Regions from separate parts of the Homo sapiens genome. Here region 1 is linked to region 2. A link is an interaction called in ENCODE POLR2A ChIA-PET data of the cell type or tissue named here. Cell type or tissue: Caco-2. All regions are shown on one strand. Region 1 overlaps EME1 (essential meiotic structure-specific endonuclease 1). Region 2 has its middle 10 kb from the start of MYCBPAP.

The links. Peaks named below come from ENCODE experiments on the same cell type or tissue, not always from the same donor. Only the 100,000 strongest peaks of a DNase experiment are listed, where the experiment ranks them.
Region 1: POLR2A ChIA-PET joins it to region 2 with 7 read pairs; 8 of 35 experiments call an interaction of 5 or more read pairs at or near these places.

What each region holds. Positions count from the first base shown.
Region 1 is chr17:50,379,938-50,382,437 of GRCh38, reverse strand. It overlaps EME1 (essential meiotic structure-specific endonuclease 1), which reads right to left. Exons shown (of 9, transcript NM_152463.4): 8 at 1,937-2,126; 9 at 955-1,675. The coding sequence ends at 1,499. It overlaps LRRC59 (leucine rich repeat containing 59), which reads left to right. Exons shown (of 7, transcript NM_018509.4): 7 at 1-1,200. Among named protein-coding and RNA genes, the nearest start is that of EME1, 8.0 kb to the right of the region's middle. In Caco-2, CTCF peaks have their summits at 1,088 and 1,304; no DNase peak of the experiment used is centred here.
Region 2 is chr17:50,497,140-50,499,639 of GRCh38, reverse strand. No RefSeq gene overlaps it. Among named protein-coding and RNA genes, the nearest start is that of MYCBPAP, 10 kb to the left of the region's middle. In Caco-2, no CTCF peak of the experiment used is centred here; a DNase peak (open chromatin) is centred at 1,429.

The DNA.
Region 1 (2,500 bases), 120 kb after region 2:
CATGACCATCCAGTCCAATATAACACTTGCAGACAGAGAAACTGAGGTCTTCCATGACTTGCCTAGTCTCCCAGCTAGTTTGAGGCAAAACTGGATTCCCACTCTGGTATTCTTTCTTCCCTTTACATCATTTTCCCTCCTTTATAATGTCCTGAGAGACCAGAACTCACACCAGAATCGATTATTCCTCAGGTGAAGCATAGACTCTTTCATGGTAGACAGATTTCACGACTCAGAGATAGAAATCTCTTGCTATCATCAGGTCACGGGCAGCTCCTGTGGAGTCCTGCCCAACTTATGTGGCTTCCATAAAATGGCAACAGTCCAGGCTCCTTGCCTAATTTTAGAGCATTAACTCCCTAATTGCCAGTAAGCAAGGAGGTGGATCTCTGCAAACCTACACTGTCTATGACAGCTCTAGTTGTACTTGGTGTGACTAAATACCTCAAAGGCAACCTGCTTCTGCAGGTTTTGAAGTGTCAGCTTCATAAGACACTGAGGTTTAGAATTGTTTGATTCTAGACCATAACTGAAGGGCATAAATGGAAACAGGATATGAAGGGAAACAAGTAGCATCATGGAGCTGAAAAGTGGTGCATCACCCAATGGCTAGCACAAACAAGGATCACACTGTCCATTCTCTTGTCTGCTAAATTAAGCATTTTCTTGCCTCCTTTGCTTCATCTTTTCACAACAGCTGGATAGAGGGATCAGAAATGACTGTGTCATGGTGCTCATTCACTGCAAACTCCCAGTTGCAAGCTCCTTGGCTCCCCCGGAGGGAGCAAGAATCTCATAGTTCAGAGACACAGAGGGCCTTTTAGCCCTAATGACCTTTTGGATGGGACTGCAACTCATGACTATCCTGATATTGGAAGAAAGGACTTTGTTAATCTTCTCCCCCATAGCTCTGCTGCGTAGGTCTACATCTTACTCAGAATCACTACACATTCCTTTAGTCTTCCTCCAAGCTCCAGAGCCATTGGTACAAATGCTTTATTGAAACTAAATACATAATACACACAATGAGATGAAGACAATATAGAAGTCCGCATAGTCATCATAATCCCGTTCCTTGGCCGGTTGAGGCAGCTCAGTGGCTGAGCCCAGTCAAGCCAACCCGCAGCTTCACTCACGACTTCAAGATTTGATGCTAATTCTTTTGGATTTCTACAGTTATTAAATAAGTGTCTGAGTGGACTGTCTTTGTTCCTTTGTGTTTTGAGGGCTGGCTGGGTAGGAGTGGGGGTGGTTTGTCTGTGGCAGTGAATTTTTGCCAGGAGAGGAACATTAAATGCCAAAGGTAGGTGGCAGTATTTCAGTCTCTGCCCCAGCCGACAGGCAGAGAGACCTTCACAAATAATAAGACCCAAGAAAGACTGGGCCTCACCTAGGCTTGTGTTCCAGGAGGTGCTGCCAGTCTCTTCATTACAGTCAGGCTCTGAGGTTGGGGAAGTGGAAGTTTCCAGCTTTTCATCCTCATCCCTGAGGGCTAGAATCAGTCAGCACTATCTAAAGAGAGATGTGGCTGTAAAGTGGTCATCTGAAGGTAGATACGCCTGGATAGTTCTGGTCCAATGCGGCGAGAAGTGGATGTCACACCTTCCCCACGGCGCACCTGTATGTCTGCGAGCAAATTCTGGCGTTCTTTATCCGAAAAACACTGCTGATAAGCCTGGAAGTGGTAGATGACCTCTTAATATGGTACCATCCATGGTGATCCCTTCTCCATGAGCATGGAGGGTGCTACGCTTGGCTTGGGGCATGAGAACCTGTCCTCCCTCCCTGGGTCAGCATTAGCAACACTGATCTTAGTAGACCTGCACTGCTGACCTGTGAGGCCTTTGTGGGCCCTCAACAGTTGTCCATGGAAATCTGGGGGCCCACTGAGCCCGCAGGCAATGGGCAGTGACCCCTGAGCCCTGGAGCAGCATACCTGTACCAGGAGCTGTGGGGAGGGATAGGCATTCACAACTGCACTGGCCATTTCCAGGCTGACTCGGTTCAGCTGCTGAATCTGTCTCCTCCAGACTAGTGCGAGTCCCCTGCCAGCAAGGTCCACCTTCACCCCTCCAGCCCAGTCACTCTCCAGACAGAAGGAGAAGGTAGTTTCATCTCGGAGCTTCCTGCAACAGCGTGGTTGGAGAGCTGTAAGTTGCTCATTACTCTTCTACACCTGTTCCCCTCAAGTGGCAACTGAAAACCCCCCCACTGACCTTGGAAGAGGTGGGCGCCATGTTACATCTGGCCTTTTTGTGCCTTTGACAATTTGAGTGCTCACTTTGTTGCCAGGTATAGGGCCAGTTGCTGATTCATTTAAAAACTACATCTAGTCCATTATAGTAGAAGAAAAGATACCAGATTCTTTGGATATCTGGCAATCTGCAATCTATTTCTGGTTCTTCTAACTGCTAGGAGCTTAGACAAGTCAATCTCTTCAGGCCTCAGTCCCCTCAAGTATAAAATAAGGGACTTGGACTGGATTGTCTCTGAGGTCATT
Region 2 (2,500 bases):
TATGATTACATGTCTTTAATTCTCTTGGGCATATACCTAGGAGTGGAGTTGCTGGATCATATGGTGACACTAAGTTTAACTTTTTTAGGAACTGCAAGACTGTTTTCCACAGAAGCTGCACCATTTTGCATCCCCACCAGCAGTCTGATTTCTCCACATATTCACCAACACTTGTTATTATTATTATTTCTATTATAACCATCCTAGTGGGGGTTGGGGGGGTCATATCATAGTTTTGTTGTCCATTTTCTTAATGGCTAATGATGTTGAGCATCTTTTCATGTGCTTATTAGCCACTTGTGTATTTTATTTAGAGAAACATCTTTTCAAATCCTTTGCCTATTTTTATTTTATTTATTTTTTGAGAGAAAGTCTCACTCTGTTGCCCAGGCTGGAGTGCAGTGGTGTAATCTTGGCTCACTGCAACCTCCACCTCCCAGGTTCAAGCAATTCTTGTGCCTTAGCCTCTCGAGTAGCTGGGATTACAGGTGTGCACCACCACACCTGGCCCATTTTTGTCTTTGTAGTAGAGACAGGGTTTCACCATGTTGGCCAGGCTGGTCTCGAACTCCTGGCCTCAAGTGATCTGCCCACCTCGGCCTTCCAAAGTGTTAGGATTACAGGTGTGAGCCACTGCGTCTGATCTTTTGCCCATTTTTAAATTGGGTTGTCTTTTCATTGTTGAGCTGTAGGAGTTCTTTATAAATTGAGGATATTAAACTCTTATCAGATACATAATTTGTAAATATTTTCCCCCATTCTGTGGGTTTTCTTTTTACTTTCTTAATAGTGCCCTTTGATGTACAACATTTTTAAAGTTTTGATGAACTCCAATGTATCTATTTTTCTTTGGTGTTTTAGTTATGGGTGCTAACTTCCTGAACATTTACAACCATGTGAGGTAGAGAATATCATTAGCATTCCCATTTTACAGATGAGGAAACTGAGGCAGAGCAGGGCTAAGTGCCCCACCCAGGATTAAGCAGTGAATGGGCAGCAGAGCTGGAATCTGAACACAGTATGCACACTCCGGGGACCCAGGTGGGAGCCATTCAGGGCTCCTGTGCTCAAACTAGGGTGTGTGAGCAGGATCCTTAAATTGTCCTGTGACCTTTGAACTTCGCTCAAGCTGAGGATTGCCAGCCTGATGGTTTTTACAGCTCATCTTATTATTGTTAGTAGATTAATCTGAAGGGTCCATGCTTGGTGGGGACTGGGAGGAGGGGCACATTTCCTCAGCAACTTCCCCGAAGATCTAAAGCAGCCTCCCTAAGCCGAGGCCCTGCCTGCAGGGAGGGCTCCAAGAGAGGCCTAATCTAGAGTGAGGGCAGAGGAAAGGCAACCTCTGGGGTGTCCCGGGTGTCAGGGATCTGGGAGGCAGGTGGGGCAGTCCCTGCCCGGATTAGTCAGCCACTTGAGGAATGGAGCCGCTCCTGCCTGACCTGCTGAGAGAAGGCAGGGAGCACTGGTAGGAGGAGTCACATAGTGTGGGTGCCCACTGCCTGGAGGCTGCCAGTGGGCCTCATGGTGCACAGCCTCCCAGCCACCCAGGAGGTGACAAATTCTATGCTGAGCCAGAGGGAAAAATTTCCAGGAGTCAGGGCTGTCTACTGAAGTTTCAGCAGCACAGGGAAATGACAGGTCTCTCTCTGTCTTGTCAGGCACCAGGAATTCCTGTTCAAGACCTGTGTTCTCTAGAGCCAGCATGCCCAGGGCACCGTGGAGTTAAGAACATGCTACCCTAAAATCTGCTGCTCTGGCTTATTGACTATTTTGAGTTAAAGGCATTTGAAAAATAGCAGGTGCAAGAAGATCATGTGAACCTTCCTTCTGCTTTTTTATTTTTTTTCTTAAGACAGGGTCTCACTCTGTCACCCGGGCCAGAGTGCAGTGGCACGATCATAGCTCACTGCAATCTTGACCTTCCCAGGCTCAATCAATCCTCCCACTTCAGCCTCCTGAGTAGCTAGGACCACAGCTGCACCACCACACTCAGCTATTTTAAAAATTTTTTATAGTGATGAATGTCTCACCATGTTGCCCAGGCTGGTCTCGAACCTCTGACTCAAGCAATCCTCCTTCCTCAGCTTCCCGAAGTGCTGGGATTACAGGTGTAAGCCACCATGCCTGGCCCCTTCTGCTTCTTTTTTTTTTTTTTTTTTTTTTTTGAGACAGAGTCTCGCTCTGTTGTCCAGGCTGAAGTGCATTGGTATAATCTTGGGTCACTGCAAACTCCGCCTCCCCGGTTCAAGCGATTTTCCTGCCTCAGCCTCCTGAGTAGCTGGGACTACAGGCACATGACACCACGCCAGCTAATTTTTTGTATTTTTAGTAGAGACAGGGTTTCACTGTATTAGGATGGTCTTGATCTCCTGACCTTGTGATCCGCCTGCCTCAGCCTCCCAACCTTCTGCTTCTTAAAAGCAGTAGATGGCCAGGCGCGGTGGCTCATGCCTGTAATCCCAGCACCTTGGGAGGCCAAGGTGGGTGGATTACCTGA